Regions from separate parts of the Homo sapiens genome. Here region 2 is linked to region 1. A link is a loop called in an ENCODE intact Hi-C map of the cell type or tissue named here. Cell type or tissue: GM12878. All regions are shown on one strand. Links, peaks and the distances in the headings refer to the core of each region. The heading gives the core; the rest is flanking DNA. Region 1 overlaps LOC102724945 (a long non-coding RNA gene). Region 2 holds the start of EGLN3-AS1 (EGLN3 antisense RNA 1).

Evidence for each region. Hi-C counts contacts between places; a loop is a spot of excess contacts. Peaks named below come from ENCODE experiments on the same cell type or tissue, not always from the same donor. Only the 100,000 strongest peaks of a DNase experiment are listed, where the experiment ranks them.
Region 2: a loop joins it to region 1, with 2.3 times the contacts of the local background. A loop is called at or near these places in 8 of 110 quality-filtered maps.

The regions. Positions count from the first base shown.
Region 1 is chr14:34,085,902-34,098,427 of GRCh38, forward strand. It overlaps LOC102724945 (a long non-coding RNA gene), which reads right to left. Exons shown (of 9, transcript XR_001750942.2): 5 at 6,420-6,501. It overlaps LOC105370444 (a long non-coding RNA gene), which reads right to left. Exons shown (of 2, transcript XR_943735.2): 1 at 12,481-12,526; 2 at 9,940-10,514. Among named protein-coding and RNA genes, the nearest start is that of EGLN3-AS1, 52 kb to the left of the region's middle. In GM12878, for the core only: no CTCF peak of the experiment used is centred there; no DNase peak of the experiment used is centred there.
Region 2 is chr14:34,037,682-34,050,207 of GRCh38, forward strand. It overlaps EGLN3-AS1 (EGLN3 antisense RNA 1), which reads left to right and starts at 2,300. Exons shown (of 3, transcript NR_184209.1): 1 at 2,300-2,489; 2 at 3,524-3,588. All of the region lies in intron 5 of LOC102724945 (a long non-coding RNA gene), which reads right to left. RefSeq lists a silencer at 4,942-5,236 and enhancers at 5,755-6,954, 6,082-6,481, 6,082-6,376. In GM12878, for the core only: no CTCF peak of the experiment used is centred there; a DNase peak (open chromatin) is centred at 6,350; H3K4me3 peaks cover 617 bases; H3K27ac peaks cover 258 bases.

The DNA of each region.
Region 1 (12,526 bases), core at 3,562-8,561:
GCCCACTCTGAACCAATAGTGCCCCCATCACCCTTGTGAGGTGGGCAGGAAAGCAGGTGGGGAACAGGAATGCCTTAGTGAGGAGCTAATAAAGACCCTCATGTGGTAAAGGGTCAAGGGCAGGCATCTATGCACCCTGAAGTGTAATCCAACTTCCACGTTCAGTCACAAACCACATATTGCTGATCTACACCTTCCCACCTGCCACTTGCCCTCATAGAGCAGGATTATGGTCTGAAGACAATCCAAAACATATGCGATATTTTGAAAAAAAAAATCCTTTGTCAAGCAATTTTAACAAATAACAAGTTAGGTTGTTTTATGAACACCTTATTTTCTAAAATAAAATACAGGACATTAATCTGACAAAGGAGTTTTGAGCCTCTTCTGAATAAGAAAAAAATGAGAAAAAAACATTTAGGTGCTGAAATATTGACTTGGTGGGTTTATGAGGAGAAGAGGCAGCTTATTTGCAATTGGGATAAATCCAGGACATGTGCTCACTTAGAGGCATACTTTTTACACATATTTTGTGCCAAACTGTTAGTTATCCACCAATGTCAGCTCTCCCCTTCCTCACTGGCAGAGCTCCTATATTGCTGGGGGAAAGGGTGTGTATTAGTTCATTTTCGCACTACTATAAAGAACCACCTGAGACTGAGTAATTTATAAAGAAAAGAGGTTTGACTCACAGTTCCACATGGCTGGGGAGGCCTCAGGAAACACAATCATGGAGGAAGGTGAAGGGGAAGCAAAGCATATCTTACAAGGTGGCAGGAGACGGAGGAGGGAGACTGCCACCCACTTTAAACCATGAGATCTCATGAGAACCCCCATGATCTAATCACCTTCCACCAGGTCCCTCCTTCAACACACGGTGATTACAATTCGAGATGAGATTTGGGTGGGGACACACAGCAAAACCATATCAGGTATGTCAGTATGCCAGCTTAATTTTTTAAGTTACTCATTTCAGATGTAAGCAAAAGTCATTAAGCCTTTCTAGAAAACCCCTTCTATTCCTATTCCCCCTCTTTCTACATCTTCTATGTGCTGATCAGATGGCTGGAGCTCTAGAAATCATATCATAAACATGGGATGAGGATCCATCCTAGAGATCATGGAATGTTGGGCCGCAAAGAGCCTAGGTCCCCAAAGACCTCATAAGCCCCACCACATCGGCCCTATACTGCCCTACAGTGTCCTCTTAGGTGACAGAAAAGTAAAGCCCTGCCTTGTTTAAACCAGTTTTCAGATCAGACAAGCACAGTTCCTGACTGATGCAAACTCGTGGCATTGACTTGGAAAAGTTATAGCCCCTTCATGTCTCAGTCTCTTCCCTTTAAAATTAGGTAAGAACATTAACCAGCATTAAAGAACACATAATACAGTAGTTTTAAAATTTTGTTTATTGAAATGATTGTGGCAGAGTTCAGAGGAGGAAAGGAATCCTTTACATGGATCTCTGAATTCTGCCAAACTTGAATCAGAACAGCTCCTCTTCTTTTTGATGAGTTTCCTAGTAAGATTTCAGTTGGAGGGAAAAAAAAAACTTAAAGGCTAAAAGAATTTGAAAATCACTGGCATAGAAAAACATTTAGGACACATGGGGCATACCATTGCTCATGAGATTGTATTTTTCCAACGTTGCCAATGCATCTGGTGATGCCAGTTGGTTCCTCGGCAGGACCAATATTTCCCACCTGTAGACTAGCCTCAGGGAGCAGGATAGGGCCACTAAGCAGTGCAAAATGCCCTAATCATTGCAGGAATAAAACCAATCAACCCTGCTTCCTTCATGCTGTGCTCTAACCACCTAAAGAATAACTAATGAACCTGAGAGTGGTGTGGTGTGGCAGCTGCTCTGTGAGGTGTTAGAGACCAGAGGCATCTGAGGAGTCATGTGCATTCAGAAGGTGTGTTGTCATTCAGTGGCTCTGAGCTCATCTTGGACCTTTGTTCACTCTGCGTGCTATCTCCATTCCCAGCTGCCAAACTCCAGACTCTGCCGGGGATGGTCAAGCTTTCCTTGACTTCCTTTCTCATGCTCTCAAACATCTCTAGACAAACACAGATTGTTAAAACAGATCATTCAGCTGAAATATATTCTATTTGCATCACATCTTACCTCTTTCTTTTCCCACTCTACTCTACCACCCCAACAACATGCCTGCAAATACACCCTTCTGAATGGGTTTTGGAATGATGATGGGAGAAATAAAAGAGGAAAGATGACATTAAAAATTAAGAGAAAGTATTTACAGCATAATTAGTAAGGAGAAGATGGAAGGTCTTTGCTTCCTGTTGGATTCATTGAGGTGGAAGGGAGTGCTAGATATATCATCTCTTGGACCTCAGTACCTCTTGCCACCTTTTTTTTTTCTTTTGACACAGGATCTGGCTCTATCACCCAGGCTGGAGTGCAGTGGCACCATCTTGGCTCACTGCAACCTCTGCCTCCTGGGTTCAAGCCATCCTCCCACCTCAGCCTCCCAAGTAGCTGGGACTACAGGCACACACCACCACGCCCAGCTCATTTTTGTATTTTTTGTAGAGACAGGGTTTCACTGTGTTGCCCAGGCTGGTCTCAAACTCCTGAGCTCAAGCAATCTGTCTGCCTCAGCCTCCCGAAGTGCTGGAATTACAGGCATGAGCCACCGTGCCCGGCCAGAAGTCTTATTTGATCCAGTCAGGTGAACCAAGGCAAATGCCCTTGTTGGAAGAGCTCGTTTCTCACCCCTTATCCCCTTCCTCCAAATTAGGGTCATATAACTGAGACACTATTTCTTCTATATGATCTTTAAAATTAGGTAACGTTGGAATGATCCCTGTTCATAGGATGCAAGGCTGGTTCAATGTTCAAGAATCAATCAATGTAATCCACCATATTAATAAATTAAAAGGAAAAAAATCACATGATCATATCAGTAGACACAGAAGACACTTGACAAAATTTGACACCTATTAATGATAAAAAAAAAAAACTCTCAGAAAACTAGGAATAGTGAGGAACCTTCTCAATCTGATAAAGAACATCTACAAAAAAACCACAACTAACATTATAATTATAGAAGACTGCTTTTCCCCTAAGATCACTTATAAGGCAAGCATGTCTGCAAGAATGTCTGCTCTCACCACTGCTGTCCAACTGTGATCTAGCCGGCTCAATAAGGCAAGAAAAGGAAATAAAAGGCATACAGATAAGAAAGGAAGGACTAAAATTATCTCTGTTTGCAGACGCAGTGATAGTTTGCATAGAAAATCTCAAGGAATCTACAAAAACCTTCCTTAAACTGAGTTCAGCAAGGTCACTGACATAAGATCAACATATGAAAATCAGTTGTGACAATTAAAAAGTGATTTGTATTTCTGTATTCTAAAAGTGAATATGTGGAAACATTATAAATACAATACCATTTATAATCACTAAAAAAAAAAAATACATGAATGTAAAACGAGATAGCAATGGACTGCCTGCTATTCACAGGTCTCTCAGTTGCTAGAAGGCCCCGTTCTGAGATAAGCCACCTCTCCACCCTGACACTAGTAAAGAGGTCAGAAAACCTTGAGTAAGGTTGGAGGTATTAATTTCGGGCAATTAATTACATTCTTTCAGCATCCATCTCCCAGAAGTTTTCACTGGGAAAATCCTTTAGGAGGACATCCCCCATTAGCTATTCATTTTTCTTTTGCACTGACTGGAGAACGAAGCGACTGTCAGCTGTGTCACACAACTCGTCGAAATTCACCCCTGGGTGAAGTGATCCTCAAATAATTACCAAATGTAGTTCAGGTAACTGAATTAGTGAATTACATTGGCTCCTTTGAGATGAAAGACTCTTTAGGAATGTGAAATACTTTGGCTCTTTGTTATTAATAACCTGAACAATGAAAGAGCCCAAAGTAGTATTCAATATGCTCCAGGAATGGAATGACTAAAATTAAAGAATGCAATTGATTTTCATTTTCCATACTTTTCATTTTCTATCCTTTTCATTTCAGTAGTCAGGACTGAATATGACAAGTCATCAAATCCCCTCTGATGTTAATAAGGCATCAACTACAGAGCTCCAAGAAGAGAAAAATCCAGTCGAAGTGTGGCAAGTTGTTGGTTCTCCTGCTCTCTATGATTTATTATCTTTTCTTCTTACCATCTCATTATGATACCTACAGGTAAAAACCTCCTACCTTGATCTGCTTCATTTTCTTCAACCTTAGTCTAATAATTCGACATTAAACATCTCAACTACCTTTGCATCCTTCAGACAAACAATCACGCCCATGAGTTGTGCTTAGCAGAGCAATGTAGGATGCCCTCGGCTTGGTGCTCCGCTGCAGGTCATCAATGCAGGGTGTGAGGATGACAGAGCCCAAAGGCAAATCCCAGGCAGACAGACCTGACCTTAAAGCAGGAGGAACGGGAAGTGGCAGGGAGGGGTTAAGGTTGACAAATCAAATCCTAGTCTACCTGAGGTTGGTAGAAAGGCTGAAGATGTTTGTGGGGATGTTAGGCCCTAATCATATTAGATATGGGGGCTGCATTTGTTGAATCAGATTTGCAGTTCCTCACCTTTAGTTTTCATTTGTAAAGTGTTGAGGGTTTTCTATTTCTCTTTCTTGGTTTCAAAATACCTTTTAAAAGGTAATGTATTCATTTTGGAACTGGAATAGGTAATACATTCACATAGTTCATAATTCAAAAGGTATACAATTATATAGAGTGAAACCTCCCTCCTACCCACAGGCACCAGCCACCCTGTTTCCCCTCTGAGGGCATCAGTGTCACTGACTGACTACTTTTTCTTGCAGAAATATCCAAGTGAATTTGTATAAGACACCACCCATGATCTTCTGTTTACACAAATAGTAACTCACTATTCTCTTCTGTACCTTGCTTTTTTTACTTAATGTATTTTGGAGATGATGCCACATCATTTCACTATAAAAAGAACTCTTCAATCTTTTCCCTCAATCTTTTTTTTTATGACTAGTAATTCATTACATTAGACAAATGGGATCATTTGTCTAACTACTCTTCCATTGATGATCATTTACATTACTTCCAATTTTTTGGTACTACAAACAATGCTGCAATGATTAACCTTATTCATAAATGATTTCCATGCATAAGAGTGTGTCTGTAATTTAATATAATTGCTATTAAGCATTATGAATATTTAAGTATTATAAGTAATCTCTAGAAATAAAATTGTTGAATCAATGAGTATGTATATTTGTAATTTCAATAAATATTGCCAAATTGCCCACCTATATCACCTGATATAATGTCCTTTGCTCATTTTTCTATTGGTTTCTTCATCTTTTCCTTACTAACTAGGATTCATTGTGTACCAGTGAGTTGCAAATATGTTTCTCAACTTGTCCATTGACTTTTGACTTGCTATTGTCATTTTTGCATGCAGATATTTTTTAAAGCACAGCTGAATTTTTCAGTCTTTATTTTATGACTCCTGTAATTTGTGTCATGTTTTAAAAGGTTTTTTAAGCTATAAATTACAACAAAAAATCTTTTATGATTTCTTTCATATTTTATGGTTTCACATGTTTGTAAAATCTCTGACCCACCCATCTGAGATTTATTTGGCAAGGTGTGAGGTATAGCTCTAACTTTTAACATTTATTTACTGTTATAGCTGACTACCCTGTTGTCCAGACGCCATTAATAAAAACTCCAGTTTTCCCCCACTGATTTGAAATGAGGTGTTTTTTTTTTTATCATATGCTAAATCCCTGTATGTATTTGGGTCTACTTCTTGATTTCCTATTCCATTTCATTGCTCTATTCATGTGCCAGCGGAACCCAGATTTAATTTTTTAAAACTTAACTACAATTAATTGCACTTTAATTTTTAAAACTTTATGTATCTCCCCAAAGTGACTTTTTCTTGGGGTCAGAGATTGAATGGAAATGAAGTTTTCTGTCTGTGTCTCGTGACTTTGTTTACTTCCCCTTGCATAGCTCACCGCCAAATTTTTCTTAATCTTCCAGGAAAATAAGTGTAGCCTGTACTATCGGAGTGGTAGGGTCAAATAAACAAAATAAGTGTGGGCTTATAAGGAGATGACCATAAGAATACTGTATTTCCCTTTTCCAGATCCCATTGCATGACAGACTCACAAGGGACATGCTTATTCATTTCTAAGACCACAACTTTAAAATCAAGTTATGTTTAATAAACATTAATAAATGTTTACTTAAAAGGTTTAATAAACATTTACTACATGGCAAATTATTTTAGCTAGAATGCTTTTGGCTTCAAGTCATAGAAACCAGATTCAAATACCCTTAAACAATTTTTAAAAATTCATTGATGGGGATAACTGTAATCCCCAAGGGGAAGAGGGTTGGGTAGACAGGTTCAGTGGCCAGCCCAGTTATTACAGATTCAGACTCTTACCATCTTTCTGCTCTGCCACCCTCAGTCATTGGCTCCATTCTCAGGCTGCGCATGGCAAGATGGCTTTGGACATAACAACACCCTGAGGAAGAAGAGAAAGTGTCAGGTCTGTTTTGTATTACTATAAAGGAATGCCTGAGGCTGGGTAATTTATAAATAAAAAAGGTTTTTTTGGCTCCTGATTATGAGGGCCTAAGGCTGCTTCCACTCATGGCAAAAGCCAAAGGGGACCTGGCTTGTGCAGAGATCACACAGCAAGAGAGGAAGCAAGTGAGGGGGCAGGAGGTGCCAGGCTCTGTTTTTTTTTTTTTTTTTTTTTTTTTTGAGACAGAGTTTTGCTCTGTCGCCCAGGCTAGAGTGCAGTGGCGCGATCTCGGCTCACTGCAAGCTCCGCCTCCTGGGTTCACACCATTCTCCTGCCTCAGCCTCCCGAGTAGCTGGGGCTACAGGTGCCTGCCACCGCGCCCGGCTAATTTCTTGTATTCTTAGTAGAGATGGGGTTTCACTGTGTTAGCCAGGATGGTCTCGATCTCCTGACCTCGTGATCCACCCGCCTCAGCCTCCCAAAGTGCTGGGATTACAGGCGTGAGCCACCGCGCCTGGCCAGTGCCAGGCTCTTTTTAACCATGAGCAACCCTGGGATCTAATCGAGTGAGAACTCACCCCACCCCCGACCTACCGCTACCCCAGGAGGGCATTAATCTATTTATGAGGTATCTGCTCCCATGACCCACACACCTCCCATTAGGCCCCTCACCTTCCGACACTGTCACTCTGGGGATTACATTTCAGCATGAGATTTGGTGGGGACAAGTATCCAAACTATAGTAAAAAGCATTTTTTCATTTCTTAGGAGCAAGAAAACATTTCTCAGAAGTCTCCCATGTCTTGTGGGCCAGAATTGGGTGACATGCCCATTCTTGAATCAATCACTGGCAAGGAAATATGATTGCTCTTAGATCAATCAGATCCACCCTTGGGCTGGGGAAGGGTAAGTTTCCCCTAAGCACATGGCTGCTTGGAAGCGAGTGGATATTGCTGAAAACCTGGATTCCAGTAGTAATGGAGGGGGCTGATGGATGCTGATAATGAGTCTGCCCAGTTTCCCTCTCTCATTCCTCCTCCTGGCTGGTTTCTTTTGTTAGACATCCAAGTGTGCCCCTTAATATGTATTGAGTATCTGAATGTATTCACTGCAAATTCACTTATTTAATAAATGTTTATTGAACTCCTACCATCTGCCCAATACTGTGCAAGGAGCTGAGGACTAGAAGAAGGAAAAATGGGGATCCTGATTTCAATGAGGTAATAGGAGAAGCAGAAAATTAAGGAATTCCATAGTACAGTGATGAGTGTTACATACTTATAAGAGTGCTATGGGGATCTAAAGAACGAGCAACTTCCTGAAGGAGGGTAGAACAAATGGGGAATATTCTAGGTGAGCTTTGACAGATGAGTAGGTAAACAAGGGGGAAGGACATCCCAGGCAGGGGAAATAGCTTGTACAAGGGACCAAGAGGGCATTGGCATGGCATGCTCAGGTTACTGTAAGTTTCTCGTATGTCAAGCTATAGGATTAACATGGGGTAAGGTGCTGTTTTACTCAGGGCATGATGGTACCAGGGTCAGGGGCTTCCAGCCTGGCTAAGAACCTCAGTTTGTACTGGTTAAGAGACATCATCAGTGGATGCCATCCCTGAGAGGTTCTGACAGCAGTTAGAGTTAATTGTAGCATTTAGTCACAAACACCAGATTTGTCACAAACACCAGTCAATTTTCTGTGGTCACAGACCACATTTCAGAGACCCTGAAATCTTCCTTTCATCTCACAATTGAGCTTCTTGCGAAAGTAATCTACACTTAAAATCTTCTTCGTCTCCATTTAATCCTCTACCACTTATGTTGATAACATAGTGGTTGTTCCTGCTACGGTCACCTGTGGCCTCAATAATTGCAAGACACAAAACAAAACAAACCACCACCAACAGGGAAAATGACTCTTCTACTCTTCTACATTCTACCTTCTGATGACACTCAACTATTTAAAATTCACTAAGGATATTAACAGCTTTGGAGACCCCAGATACAGAGAACAGTATGGTGTTACTCTTCCACTTCAGTAAAATTAAAACAATCCTAAATCATAAGTTTTCCTATAAGAACTTCAATTTTATTTTAATATCAAATTCTTTTAAAAAAAATACCTCTCTCTCCCCACTTCCTCCATGAGTGCCTCTGCTTTGTTGCTTGTTTAAGTCATGTATGATCCACCAACTGAGTAACCCAGCAATGAACACATTGGTGCCTTGTTTATTGTGGGTTGAATGGTATCTCCCTAAAAGATATGTCTTCCCAGAACCTCAGAATGTGACCTTATTTGGAACAAGGGTCTTTATAGATGTAATTAAGGTAAGGATTTCTAGATGAGCTCATCCTGGATTAGGATGGGCCCTAACTGCAATGATAAGCGTTCCTCATAAGAAACAGAAAAGGGCTGGGCACAGCGGCTCACGCCTGTAATCCTGGCACTTTGTGGGGCCGAGGCGGGTGGATCACGAGGTCAGGAGATGGAGACCATCCTGGCTAACACAGTGAAACCCTGTCTCTACTAAAAATACAAAAAATTAGCCGGGCGCGGTGGCGGGCGCCTGTAGCCTGTAGTCCCAGCTACTCGGGAGGCTGAGGCAGGAGAATGGCGCGAACCTGGGAGGCGGAGCTTGCACCCGGGAGGCGGAGCTTGCAGTGAGCTGAGATCAGGCCACTGCACTCCAGCCTGGGCGACAGAGTGAGACTCCATCTCAAAAAAAAAAAAAAGAAAAAAAGAAACAGAAAAGGAAAATACAGAGACATGTGAAGAAAGGCTATGTGAAGAGGGAACGAGAGATTGAAGAATGTGTCTATAAGGCAAGGAACATTAGGATTGCTGAGAGCCACCAGAAAGCTAGGAGACAGGCATAGAACAGTTTCTCTTCACAACCTCAGAGAGAATCAACCCTCCTGACACCTTAAGTTTGGATTCTTGTCTCCAGAACTGTGAGAGAACATATTTCTATCGTCTTAAGCCACCACATTTATGGTAACTTATTACAGCAGTCCTGGGAAACTAATACAGTCAACCCTCAGTATCTGTGGGAGCTTACTTCCAGGACCCCCACAAATACCAAAATCTATGGATGCTCAAGTCCCTGATATAAAATGCCATAGTATTTGCATATAATCTATGCACATCCTCCTGTACACTTTAAATCATCTCCAGATTGCATACAATACCTGGTACAATGTAAATGCAATGTAAATAGTTGTTATTCTGTATTGTTTAGGGAATAATGACAAGAAAAAAGTCTGCACATGTTCACTACAGACACAACCATTACAGGCCTAACTACAGTTTCAATCCTAGGCTGGCTAAATCTGTGGATGCAGAACCTGTAGATAGAAAGGCTGACTGCACATTGTTCTCTAACATTTTGAATTAAAAACAGAACTTTTGCTTGTAAGAAAAACAAATTCAGTCTACTTGTCGCAGGAAGAGAGGGATTTATTTTAAAGAATGGTAATCTCACAGGACACAAAGATAAGGAGCAAGGGGAGTTGTTGCCATCAAGGGGAGCTGACTCTCCAAGTCTGCCCCCTTCCCCTCTCTCATCCTCTCTTCTGGTTGCTTCTTTTGCTTTTACACACTCTCTGGGAATACGTGGCTCATCAAGTGGCTTCAGTCCCAAGTCTCCATAAACTTGAAGCTCACTCACCACCTGTAACTAACTTCATCTGTCAGCATGTCAATTACAAATTTTAAGGCAAGAAACTGGATTGGCTTGAATTACCAAGGGCTGAACCTCTGATCAGCCACTGCAGGCCCATCCCTGGCCAGTTATAGCATAGGAGAGGTGGAGTCCTTCAGTTCAGAGAAATGCCCCTTCCATGGGCCACAGGAGGATCCCCCAGCCAAGGCCACAGGAGGGCAGGCAAAGCTTGGTCTCTCGGATGTCATCTGGTCATTTGTCTGCCTCCCTCTCTAGATTGTAAACCACCTGAGGGCAAGAAATTCATGTTGTGTTGTCCATCATAGTCTCCAACGAGTACAGGTCTTGGTGCCTGAGACATAGGAGATACTCAAGATAAGTTTGTTTAATAACAAGTAGTTGAGTCTTATAGAATTTTATCTACTAAACAGACCAAAAAAAAAAAAAACGGTAAATGTTTATAGTGCTTGCTCTATTCTTTCTTGACAAAATGGTAATTTTAAAGCTGGCTTCTTCCCATTAGTTCGCTCTTATAAACAGCAAAGAGGTTATCTCTATGTATTTGATAAAATGGCACTCACAGATCCACACAACTCCCCTTGGTCCATGCTGAGTGTGTCTAAGGTAAGCTCCTCCCTGACCCACACTCTCTCTGTTGATGTCTAAACTCCATAATCTTATGGCTTCCACTAAGATTCTCCTTGACAGAGAGCTCAGGCAAAGATGTCATTGGGCCATCTTTTGCCTCTAGGTATGGGTTTTCTTTCCTTCCCTTTAAAAAAAAAAATGGATTTTTTCCCCAGAGAAGATCTTATGACAAAAGCAATCTGATGGGAAAATCCAGTGGAAGCTTCTTCGGGAGCCTGCTTAGCTTTTCCAGAACATTTTCCTTTGCTTTAGCTATAGCTGGTTTATTGAAGCTCTTTCCTAGTAGTCTCTCACTTGTGTCTAACCTTGCCCAGTACACAGGACTGTGCCAAGACCTGTTGGAGATCAGAAATTTAAAAGGACTAGGTGGATACATAATCTATGCCATCAAACAGCTCACAGAGTGTGGGGAATCCTGCTGGGCCACTACTCAGAGTGGGCCCAGCGATCATCAGCACCTCACCAGTGTGAGATTTGCAAACTAAAAGGGTTATAGCTCAAGAAACTACACTTCTCAGTCTGATGGGGAAAAGATGCTCATTATAGTATCAGAAGGACAGACTTAGCCATGGGCAGGGGAGGAGAGAAACAAGAAGATTCCTAAACCCATTCTCTTTCTTCCAAGTCAGACATGCCCCTTGGTTCATCTGAAGGCTGTAATCCCCCCAAAGATGTCATTAAAGCAGCCCCAAGGGAGAAAAATTAGGAAGGGAGCAAGTATAGAGGCTACATTATACTCTGCAAAGCATGGACATAATAATTTCTCCAATGGTGAATTAGAATGATAATGTCTGTCTCCAAACTACAGCTATTTCCAAATTTAAATATTAATCACCTCTTCTCTCCCTTGTAGGCACAGCAAGGGAGGCTGGGTGCTGCCAAAGGGTTGTGAAATGGTAGACCCTCAGGCAAAGGTGAAACATTATTGCAACCCACACTCACACCTGCATAGTCTCACACACACAGAGCACATACACACTTATTGCTTGCACTTGTCCAGAGAGACAAATGGCCCAATTGCCAGCAACCGGTGCCTCAGTCCAGCTCCCTGCTGGCTGCATTTCCAGACAGCCAAAGCCCCTGCCCAGTATTAGCCATGTGCTCACTTCCTCCGGCATTCCCATCCCCAGCTCACGAAGGTGGCTAAGACAGTCTGGGGTCGCCTGCGTAGGGATGAGGGATGAAGGCCACGGTTCCCATTAGGTACTCAATAGCTGTCAATTAGTAGACAAATACGTGAATGAATGGGACCATTGGGCGGTTTGACTATCATTAGGGCAGAGTCCACACACTCTGTCTTAGGGCCTTCGTTGCCCACAGAAAAGGCCTCAGACAGGCAACCCAGATGAAACACAGAATCTCTCCTCACTGGGAAATTACCCTCCCACACCCACCTACCCCTTTCCCTGTCATCCCTCAACCTGGTGAAAGCTCCAGCCAGCCCAGACAGTGTCACACCCACTCCAGCTCCCTTCCTAGTCATTTATTCACTCATTCAACAAACATTTACAGGCAGCTACTGTGTGTCAGCCACTGTGCCAGCCCTGGAAATACAGGAATGCCACACAGCCTGCTTGTCGGGCCCTGCTGGGGAGAGGGTAGAAGCTGTCCCCATCCTTTCATGCCAGGTGTGCTCCACACAAGACCATCTCTTCAGAGAACCATGGTACCTGTATTTCGTCCTTCTGAACCCTCACCCTGGTGCAGAAGCAGTGG
Region 2 (12,526 bases), core at 4,083-9,082, 48 kb before region 1:
GTCTCCCTAGTCGCGGTAGGTCCGTCACTTCATCCCTAGAAAGTGCCAGTTTGGCTTTACGAGTTTCTAAACCATTCATTGGGAATAGTTTACATGTTATGCTTGCCCTCCTTTGTCAATCTCTTTACTGCTACTGCAGTTGGGTCCAGATATTGCAAATCCTCCCCGAAAGTAACTAATTCTGACTGCATTGTCACAAACTTGGGTTTAGCACAAGAGGGAAAGGTAGCTGAGTTTCCAATTCTGCTTCTCTTTGACTGTAGCTCACCATGCTGCAGGCCCTTCCTCCCATGATGGTGCTAACCAACATAAGCCCTAAGCTCTAATCTCAACCCTCTCCCAAATCCCAACATGTCAGACTAAATAATAATAAGGCCACAGGGCAGGCACACTGAGGCATGTGTGCATCATTACCCAAGTCAAAACCAAGATATATTCCAGGGCAGTTTACGATGCAGAAGTCACCCTTTAATTTAACAAACAAGCAAGAGGGCTGGGTGTTTCCTTCATTTCCCGAAGTAAAGAGCAAAAGCTTTTCTCATAGTAAAAAGCCTGAACCCACTCAACCTGATCCTGTCCTCCCAGTCAACAAGCACATTGATGTCAGTAAGAGTGTCCAGACATATAATCATGTATGAAAGTCAACAAAAGGAAGGCATCATCTCTTTCTGCCACCTCTCCAGAAGATGTGATAGTGAAGGTGTTGTCAGCTAACTGCTTCAAAGGCAAGCAGGGCAGTAGGCTGTTCCATGTCCCCTGGGAACATGAACATTACTTCACACTACGATTTACTGAAACAAAAGCAAACAGGGACCAGCAGAGACAGCTGTGAAATGAGATGGTGACATCTTCCTGATGCCTTTCAGCTGCTTGGATCTCCCCATTTTAAGACAGATAATGAGGCCATCTTAGGCTCAGCCCTTTTCTGATCCCATCTCTTTTCACTACAATGTACCTGTGCAGTGTGCTGATCCCTCCATGTTTTTAAAGGGAAGTTCCTCTGATCAGTGACTCCGTCGGAATATGTCGATGTCTAGCCTCACACTACAGGGTGATGACAGGCAGCCTTTTTTTCCCTCCTCTTAGGTTATACGAGCGTCTTAAACATAGTGGAACTCACAATTCCAGCTTCATTCCAAACTAGTGAGATATTTCTCAGCTGCTTCCTCCACCTGCTCCTGAGGTCCAGAGTACAGGGCATTTGCCTAAGTCAGCATGCTAGGTGATAACCACAAAGCTTTTCCTGCCAACCTTGCCATTTCCAAGCCCTTCTCTAACTGCATTCTCCTCTATTCTAGTCTCAACTCTGCTTGCTATTGGTGGAGTGCTTCTCCAGGGATGCATGTGGAGGAAAAGGAAAAGGAACCAGAGATGAAGGGGACATCCTCCTCCCTGGCACTGTCTCCATCTCTCCACAGTTCACCCATCATCTCCATTGGAAGGAAGGTACTCATGATCTTCACTGGAAGGAAGGCACCCAGAACCGCCCTGCAGAGACCATGAAATTAGTTGAGTGCTTCTCAAGAAATCTGTGATAAAGGGCCCGCTGATTTTTTCTAAAATTTCCAATCTACTATGAATCCTCAATTTTGTAGAATAAACAAAAATGAATTATTAGAAAAGAGTTAAAAATAACAGGCATATAAAATACAAGCTCAACTTTTTTGTTATTATGTCATAAAACTATTCCATCATATTGCTATGAACGTTTCTAAACAATTGCTCTCCATTTCTTCCCTTGTCCACAAACCAGCACGGGTTTGAGTCTCCCTGCTCTAGCTCAAGGTCTTAGCTATTTACTTAACCACTCAGAGCCTTGACCTGTTGTTTCTGCAAGATGGAAGAACAGTCATTACCTCAGCTGGTCAATGATGTCCCACATCTATATAATTCCAGGGACTCATTCCTGATTCTCCCTTAAGTTCTGAAAATATTTCAAAGACAGTAAAATAATGCTGAACTTCTGAGGAGGGTATTTGTTTGCATTTCTTACTGCTGATCTGGAACTACCTAATATTAAAGCACCTTGGAGAGTAATGAAAGAAATACACAAGAGAAGAAGAGGCAAACACTGGTGGGTCACTCACTGTCTCAGGGCTTCCTTTGTGGAACCAATAGGTATTTTGAAAAGCATCCTGAAAACATGTCAAAGGTCTAAGGATTGTTATCATTGGGGCTGGTGAGTCATGGCCCAGACAGACAGTAATACAGGTGCCCAATCGGCTGCTGTCTATCCAAAACATGCCACTGGACTGTGAGGGAGGCAACCCTTAAAATGGTGTGAAATAGAAAAAGAGGACAAACTTGTCTGCAGCACTCAGGAGGCTCAGGGAATTAACCAGGAGGGAACAGTAGCCCGGTTAAAATAGTTTCTGTACTTCCAGAGGAAGCAATTAAATCTCAGCGTCTACCATGGCAAAAGACCGATTGTACTTGAGGAACAAAATCGGGGATGATCATCCTTTAGTGGCGGGAAGCTGGAAAATGAGGTAGGACATATAGGGTGATGGGCAGGACTCTGCTATGGACTGAATATTTGTGTCTCCCTCACCAAATTTATAAGTTGAAACCTAAATCCCCAATGTCATGGTATTTGGAGGTGGGGCCTCCAGAAGTTTTTATATCATTATGGTGGAGCCCTCTTGAATGGGATTAGAGCCCTTATAAGAAAAGACATGACAGAGATGCTCTCTCTCTGGTTTCTGCCATGTGGGGATACAAAGAGAAGATGGCTATTTCTAATCCAGGAAGAGGGCCCTCACTAGACACTGGATCTGCTGACTTCTGAGCCTCCAGAATTGTGAGAGATAAATTTCTGTTATTGAAGCTACCCAGTCCATAGTGGTTTGTTATAGCAGCCTAAACTAAGACTCTATTCCACCAGAAGCAATTTTTAAAATAGCTTTATTGGCATATAATTGGCATCCAATACACTTCATGTGTTTACAATATAAAATTTAATATGCGTTGACACAGGCACACACCTACAAAACCATCACAACAATCAACCATCACCGGCACATCCATCACCACCAAAAAGTTTCCCAGTGCCCCTTTATCATCCCTGCCTCCCTGCTCTTCCTTCCCTACCCACAAGATAAGCACTGACCTCCTTTCTTTCATTATATATTTGTTTGCATTTTCTATAATTTTATATAAATGGAAACATGCAGTATATATGCTTTTTGAGGATGGGGGGGGTCTGGCTTCTTTAATTCAACATAATTATTTTGAGAATCATTCATGTTGTGGTATGTATCAATTGTTCATTCTTTTATATTGCTGAGTAAGTAGTTTTTCACTTATAGCAATTTTACATCTCAAGCAAGGTTACCCTGGGACTAAAATTTTGAGGTGTTAAGGAAAGTTTATAAAAAATGTGGGCTTTCCCTTAGAGCAGAGCTTGCTGCTGCTATCTTGGGAAATAAACCTTTTCTTTGGTCTCAAAATTAAGGACAGTTAATTAAAGAAAAAATAGCCATTTAATATTCTTTAATGATAAAAAGAATTTTGTAATTCCCAGGGACTGTGGGCTGTGAGGAGAGAGAAAGAGGCTTGAGAAACCAGAAACCATCATTTGCATCCAAGGTAAATCTCAACCCATTCTGATTCTCAGTTTCCTATTGTTTGTTTCTGCACTTGTGGTAGTAAATGCACTGAAGAGAATGTTACTATTCCAGTCTTGATTTTGCTTTTGGAATCACTAGAAGGGAAGACTACTCTGCACTGCAATTATATCATTCATTCGTGCATTCATTCATTCAGTCACCATACATGTATCAGTGTCTTCTCTATGCTTGACATCACACTGGGGATAAAGAGACAGATCTAAGGCTTATGGGAAGACTCGGTTCCTGCTTTCACAGAGTTATGGGGTATGCAGGTATCAAGGCTGCAGAGTTTTACAACAGACTGACAGTAAATGAGAGATCAAAGAGATGACAGACAGGTCAAGATGGTGCTGAGGCTCTCAAGTTCCCATCATGGAGACTAGAAGACAGGATTGAATATGGATATGGTGACAGAGGAAGGATTCTGACTCATAGACTATTAGAAAACACAGGCCCCATTGGCAATAACAGAGAATGCAACCCCCAACTCCCCCAAAGGAGCGGTGGGGAAGACTGGAAGATGTAGAGGCATATGGAGCATGGCTCCTGTCTCCAAACACTAGCCTTGAATGTGCACATTGTTGTTTGCACTACCAAAAAGTAAAGAAACCTATTTTCCTTTTTTTTGTTTTTTTCTTTTTTTAAGACAAGGTCTCACTCTGTCGCCCAAGCTAGGGTGCAGTGGCGTGATCACAGCTCACTGCAGCTTTGACCTCCCAGATTCAAGTGATCCTCCCACCTCAGCCTCCTGAGTAGTTGGGACCACAGGTGTGTGCCACCACTCCTAGCTAATATTTTAAAATTTTTGTCTATAGAGATGGAGTCTCCCTATGTTGCCCAGGCTAGGCTTGAACTCCTGGCCTCAAGTGATCCTCCTGCCTTGGCCTCCTAAAGTGCTGGGATTACAGACACACCCAGCCTAGAACCTATTTTTATAAATAGGTGGCAGTAGTCTACAGAAGTTTCCTTTTAAAAAGTGTGTTTGTTCCCAATCCATCTGTCATAAAGTTACACTAAAAGAGCACAAAGGGAAAATAGCAGGACACAAAATTGAATGAGTAAGGTGAGGATTATAATAAAAAATACAAACAACCTATTGCTTAGGAGGAAGGGGATCTAGTGGAGAAATGCCCAAAGAAATACCAGAAAAGCTAAACATCACCTTTTTGTGTCTTCTTCAAAATTTCTTTAGTGAGCATTTTCCTATTCGAGTTTTCAAGAATTATTTTGAAACATATCCTTCATGGGAAGTCATGGATTCTCAGCAGAAGGAAACCAAAATCACCAATCTGAATTTGCCTGCAGTCTAGAGAGAAGCCTAGAACCAGGGAGGGGGCTTCAGGGAAGCCAGTGGCAAAGGAAGGGTAGGACTTTGCCAAGGGGTTTTTGCAGCCTGAGAACTATACCCTGAGGTGCAGAGTGAAGAAGTGCAGATAGGAGGGACTGGAGTTCAACGGGAGAGCAGCACACAGGCAGGTGTGAGTAGTAGCCTTAGAAGGGCCAGGACCAATAAGGCCAAGGACATGGCTGGGCAGCCATGAGAAAGCAATTTCTTTAGACCTCAGGATCCTTGTCTTCCAAATGGAAAAGGAGCACTGGGTGATCTTTAAGATCCCTTTTAACATACAGGAATTTGAATTGTATAATTCATGCCAATATATATCTATTGAAGACCTCAGCTGAGATTCTCCAACCTCAGCCTCCCAACTGGCTGGGACTATAGGCGTGTCCCACCACACCCAGCTAATGTTTTTTATTTTTTTGTATAGATGAGGTCTCACTATGTTGCCCAGGCTAGCCTCGAACTTCTTGGCTATGTCTGAAGCACAGTGGGTCAGCAACTACAAACCTCCTCTCCAGTTAGCTCACATCAATCCAAAAATATTGAATATCGGTTACTCAATATATAGTGATGTATATTTTCTAGAAAAAGAGTTGTGTTGTGCAAAAGTAATCCCACATTAAAGCAAGGGCTAAGAGGGCAAACCTGTGGGGGTTTTTTGTTTTGTTTTGTTTTGACGGAGGAGTCCCCAGGCTGGAGTGCAGTGGCGCTATCTCGGCTCACTGCAACCTTTACCTCCCGGGTTCAAGTGATTCTCCTGCCTCAGCCTCCCAAGTAGCTGGGACTATAGACACACGCCACCACACCACACAAAAATACAAATAAATTTTTGTATTTTTAGTAGAGATGGGGTTTCACCATGTTGGCCAGGATGGTCTTGATCTCCTGATCTCATGATCCTCCTGCCTCAGCCTCCCAAAGTGCTGGGATTATAGGCGTGAGCCACCGTGCCCAGCCAAACCTGTGTCTTTTATAATGTTCCAATCTACTCTGATTAAGGACGTTGGAAAAGGGATTCTCTAAGGGTCATGGAATGGAAACTAACACATGCCTCAAAGGGGAGATGCCAAGACATGGAGGAAAAACCTAGTACCCTCATGGACGTTACTGTCAGAAGGGGTGTCCTTGTCTTACTCCCAGAACTGTCTCCAGTCACCACTGTTGACTAAAGTTAGAGGTGAGCTGCTGTCTCTTGGTGAGGAATGTGAAAACTCATGCACAGATAGGTGGAGCAGGAAGTTGGGGGAAGGTCAGAAAGAAAACAAAAGGGTTTCCTGGGATGAGTCACTGCCTTTCTGGGAAACCATTTCAGAAGCCACCGTGAAGTCCCCAACACCTGTCCAAGCCCTATACTTTGTGCTCAAATGAAGTGTGGCAAACAAAGTTCTGAGCCACATCTGACAGCCCACAGGCCACATGGAGGGCAGAGGTGTGAGAAAGAGCTGTGTGAGGCCAGCACACGTGACAATCTGCACATCACCTACCAGAGTCTCCAGAGCTCACTTTTCAGTGGACTGAAGGCTCTTAGTTCAAATTATCCTCTTCTTTAAATGGAGCACACTTTATGCTATTGTTTCCTGCAATGGCCACAGCTTGGATTTTCAGATAAAGTTTTTAAGTGTAGAAGGCTTACTGAATCTAGAGGAAAAAAACAAATCTGACCATAATCCTGAGTCTACAAAGTAAAATGGGAATTGGTGGATCCCACATGAGATGAATTCCATTTGTTAATTTATGTTGATCTGGAAACAAAACCAACTTTTATCTCTTCATCCACTAAAAGGGATGTGTGCAACAAACTGGAGAAAGTCAACCAAGACATAGGAAGACACGGGTGCCAGAACACAGGGCATCCAACCCAGGAGAGCAGGAGAGAGGAATTCCAGAATGATGGCAAGGAGAACACGGTGGCCCTGGAGAACCACCTCTCCCAAATACGGGCAGGACAGGGGCCTTTAGGAGGGCTGTCTCAGTGAAAGAGGGAATAATGTTTGCGCATGGATCAGGACGTGATGCACAGTTCTGTCAGGGAGCTTTGCGTGCAAAACCAACCAACTAAGCCAATTAAAACAAAAATAAATCAATTATTCATTCCAGAGGTAAAGAGTTACATAAGAGAGAACAAGTAATCTTAGCACAGTACATGGCTCAGCGTGAATGATCGTCACATACTTCCAGAAATGTGACCACCGAAATATTGGTTTCATCCACATCATAAAACAGTGCTATAACCATATCTGGAGCAAGGGAGGAAGGGGAGAGTGACAGAAAGGGGGATGCAAACACAAGAAAACTAACTCCTCATCTGCCTCAGCAGAAAGTTAGTGCATAATATCCAAACCTGCAAAATCAAGAAATAGCAGCATAAGCATGTTGTTTAGAAGGTTTTCGGATTTGGAAGCAGTTGCCTCAGGGGTACAGAATCAGGTATGAAGCAGGGTAGCCACGGCAAATGTTTCTTGATGTAACATTTGTAGTGCTGTTTTGACTTTTTCTTTTTCTTTCTTTCAAGAGAACGTTTCTCTCTGTCGCTCAGGCTGGAGTGCAGTAGTGCAATCATGACCCACTTCAGCCTCCGCCTCCCAGGCCTTTAAGTGATTCTCCTGCCTCAGCCTCCCAAGTGGCTGGGACTATGGTGTGTACCACCATACTTAGCTAATATTTTGATTTTTTATAAAGACTGTGTCTCACTACATTGCCTGGGTTGGTTGCAAACTCCTGGGCTCAAGCAATCCTCTTGCCTCAGCCTCCCAAAGTGCTGTGATTGCAGGTGTGAGTTACTGCACTGGACTGTTTTGACTTTTTAAACTATGTACATATATTGTTATAACTGTTAAGGGTATAGTTGAGAAGATAGGTTTTTTTTTTCTCTTTGAACCAATGCAAAAAAAAAAAAAGAAGAAAAGAAAGCATGTTACCAAAATTATAAGTTGTATGAAACCACATTTTTACCTATTACATACATAGAAAAATATCTAAAATAACATATACCAAGGTGTTAACAATGACTACCTCTAAGTGATAGAATTATGATTTTTTTTTAATGTATATTTATTTTATTCCTTTTTTTTTTCCCCGAGATGGAGTCTTGGTCTGTCTCCCAGGCTGCAGTGCGGTGGCGGGATCTCAGCTCACTGCAACATCTGCCTCCTGGGTTCAAGCGATTCTCCTACCTCAGCCTCCCTAGTAGGTGGGATTACGGGCACCCACCATCACGCCCAGCTAATTTTTGTACTTTTAGTAGAGATGGGGTTTCACCATGTTGGCCAGGCTGGTTAGGGCTCGAACTCCTAACCTCAAGCAATCCACCCGCCTCGGCCTCCCAAAGAGCTGGAATTAGAGGCATGAGCCACTGCGCCCAGCCTATTCTATTTTTTAATACATATATTAACTCTGTGAAAAACAAGAAAATTAATAAAGCTTTTAAAATGAAAAGGAAGACTAAGAACAGCAGAAGAAAAAAATAAACAATAGTGGATCTGAGTCCAGAAATCAGGCCCTGCTACTTCCTAGTTTTTTTATACTTGGCTGATTCTTATCCTTTTTGGACTTTAGATTCCTCAATTTTAAAGTGGCAATACTGTTATCTATTCTCTTTCCTGTGAGGGGTTATTGCGATATTGCACAAACCTGCCCAGATATAAACATACTAGGCCAGACGCAGTGGCTCATGCCTGTAATCCCAGTACTTCGGGAAGCCGAGGCAGGTGGATTGCTTGAGCCTAGGAGTTCGAGCCCAGGAGTTGGAGACCAGCCTAGGCAACATGGCAAAACCCTGTCTCTACAAAATATTTTAAAAATTAGCTGGGCGTAGTGACACACACCTGTGTCCCAGCTACTGGGGAGGCTGAGGTGGGAGGATCGCTTGAGCCCAGGATGCAGAAGTTCCAGTGAGCTGTGATTGTGTCACTGCACTCCAACCTGGACAACAGAGTGGGACCCTGTCTCAAAAACAAAAACAAACAAACAAAACAGATATAAACATACTAGATAGGACAAGGGGCATGAGAAGAACACACAAAATGGGGGAGTCTCTGTACTTCGCATACCTTCAACGGCATCATGGCCCTTCTTCCCTAGGGGTGTTCACTCACTGGTCACACTCCTTCAGCCCACCTCAGGGAAATCCCTCCAAAGCTCCTTCACGCACGAGCTCGCTAGAGATTGAAATTCAAGGACTCTTCCCTTGTGCCTCTTCTTGTTTCTTGACTTTCAGGGGCAGCCTTGCTGAATCAGATCTTCTACACCCGCCTTATGCAGAAAGCTTGCTTTTACTGGGATATACTGACTTGCCCCTACCTCCTCCCAGGCCCATTCCTCTCAACTACAGTCACCTACCAAGCTAGCATTTTTGGGATTTTGCACAGGGCCTGGGGGAGAGAGAGAGAGAGAGCCTCTAAGGTGTGTCCCTCCAAAGACATCTCCAAGAATGAGAGACCTTAGTCCTGAGGACAGTTTCCTTAGAACTAGGTTGCTTTGAAAGGCTGAAGATTCACAACCAGAATACAGGAGAGACTTCAAAGTTTGCAGGGGGAGGTGAGTGTATTTAAAAATTAATCAACTTTCATCCAAAGCTTTGGAATGCAGCAGTGTCCCCTCAGCCAAATTGTAAAGCCTGAACCACCAACTGATGCTATGACTTCATTCTCACCATCAAAGCCACTTGCCCTGACAAAGAAGTGCTCCAAGAAGAATCCTGAACTGGGAGTTATTAGAGTACACAACCCACAGCCTTATCTCTAACTCTGCTAGCCATGCAATCTTGCGAAGTCATTTAACTTCTTTGTGTCTTTTCCTTATCTACAAAATAAGGCAGTCACTATGCTGGTGACTGCATATGCTTCTGGTGAGGCCTCAGGAAGCTTCCAATCATGGCGGAAGAGAAGACGTGTTATGTGATGAGAGGTAGCAAGAGAGAGAGGAGAAGGTGCCAGGCTGTTTTAAACAACCAGCTCTCCTGTGAACTCACAGACTGGGAACCCTCTCAATACCATGGGGAGGGCACCAAGCCATTCATGAGGGATCACACACCTCCCTCCAGGCCCTACCTCTAACACTGGGATCACATTTCAACATGAGATCTGGAGGGGACAAACATCAAAACCCTATCCAATCTCAAGGGCCCTTTTTTTGCCCAGTAAAGATTATTAAGAGCTACTTTAATTTTTAAAACTTAATCTTCAATCTATGTAAATTACTAATTTAAAATCTTAGGTTCTGCCTTAGGATTTTAAGTTTAATATAGAAATATTATTACTCTTTATAAATATAACAATTGTTGGGGGGAGGGATAGCATTGGGAGATATACCTAATGCTAGATGACGAGTTAGTGGGTGCAGCGCACCAGCATGGCACATGTATACATATGTAACTAACCTGCACAATGTGCACATGTACCCTAAAACTTAAAGTATAATATAAAAAAAGAAAAAGAAAAGTAGAAACAGGTGAGATTTATTATAATAAAACATTTTATTTAACCAGAAAAAAATATATATATATATAAATATGACAATTGTTAACAATCACTTTTTTTTTTTTTTTTTTTTTTGAGACAGAGTCTCCCTCTGTTGCCCAGGCTGGAGTACAGTGGCACGATCTCGACTCACTGCAATCTCCACTTCCCAGGTTCTAAGCAATTCTCCTGCCTCAGCCTCTGGAGTAGCTAGGATTACAGGTGCCCACAGCCATGCCTGGCTAATTTTGTATTTTTGGTAGAGATGGGGTTTCACCATGTTGGCCAGGCTGGTCTCAAACTCCTGACCTCAGGTGATCCACCCTCCTCGGCCTCCCAAAGTGTTGGGATTACAGGCGTGAGCCACAGTGCCCGGCCAACAATCACTTTTAAGAGGGCTTTTTAATTAAATGTTAGGTCCCATTTATAAATTTAGTTTATAAAACTCATTCAAATATTTTATATCGTTTATATATTTAATATATTTTATTTCTCTCATGTCAGTTGTCTAAAAACTTCTTATAGCTCTAACAAATTAAGCTTTAAAATGTGAAAAACCATATTCTCTCAAGAATCCCAATACTGATCGCAATTTTAGAATGTCTTTTAATTTAAAATTAGAAAACTAAATCAATTTCTTAATTACATATTTTGTTTGGCATCAAAAGGATGATTGTTATTCTAATGGGTCAGTTTCCCTTAAATATTACAAATACTTAAAAAACCAAATGTGTATAACAAAAATATTATGAATTTGATTCTCTTAAACATTTCTTCATTTTTTTCTAAATTTTTGCAGGATTAAAAATGCTTACCCCATAAGGAAACAATCACGTCATTTTAAACACTCTTGGGTTACCTTCCCAAGCAATTTTGTGGGTTCCATCTCAGCTATATTAGGTTTGCTACCAATCTCAGATCCCTGCCTCTATCCCGCTGTAGTGTTCAGGCCTGTTTCTGAGTTGCCTTGTCTCATAGCCTTCCTCCCATCCTGATGCTTTTCTCCCAAATCACCACTTGGTTGATTTCAACTAATGTATAATACTTGCTGCTCCATTCTGTTCTGATTTTTCTTTCTTTTTCTTTTTTTTTAAGACAGAGTTTCGCTCTTGTTGCCCAGACTGGAGTGCAGCGGCGCAATCTTGGCTAACTGCAACCTCCGCCTCCCAGCTTAAAACAATTTTCATGCCTCAGCCTCCTGAGTAGCTGGGATTACAAGTATGCGCCACCATGCCCAGCTAATTTTGGATTTTTAATAGAGATGGGGTTTCACCATGTGGGTCAGGCTGGTCTCGAACTCCTGACCTCAGGTGATCCACCTGCCTCAACCTTCCAAAGGGCTGGGATTCCAATTTATTTTTCTATTCATCCTATTGGCACCACAGTGCTTACAGACATTTCAATGCCATCCTAAGGAATTCCTCACTGAGATTTGTCTAACTCAGTTTTGTTTTCACAGTTCCAAGTTCATGCCGCTGTTGGGTAGAAGAAGGCAGGGAGAGAAGACAGAGTAGGTAAAGAGCATTTCCATTTCTGACTGGCTTTCCCCATGGCACCCTCCTGTCAATAAGGATCAGGGGACCAAGCACAGAATGTATCACTGCCCCTGCACTCTTTCTCCATCATGGGGTCATCACAGTCGCCTCTCATCTGCCTGACCTCAGGATTTTCCCTGCAGAGTCCTGAAGACTTTACCAGGGGCCAGGCAACCCAAGAAACAGTTTACCAAGCCAAAGGTCAGTGAGTGATTTTGCTCATGCTCTCACATTCTCTCCATCGTTCTCTCTCTCTCTCACACACACACACGCATACACACACACACACACACACACACACACACACTCCCCTAATCCTCTGTGGCTCCAAACACAGGCTCAAAATTATTCCTGTCAACCTTTGTGAGGTCAGGCACTTCCTAAGCAGATGCTGCTAATTCTATCATATCCTTCAGCTGTCGGCAATGACGTTGCCTAGCCTATTTCCTTTTTGGTCTGCTTTTATAGCACTCTTACTTGAATATCAAATAGCTTTTTGTACCAAGGCAGCCAAGTTGAACGTCTAGTTTAAAACAGACAATTTTGGGGGTGGGGGAATAATTTTGTATAAACATAATAGCC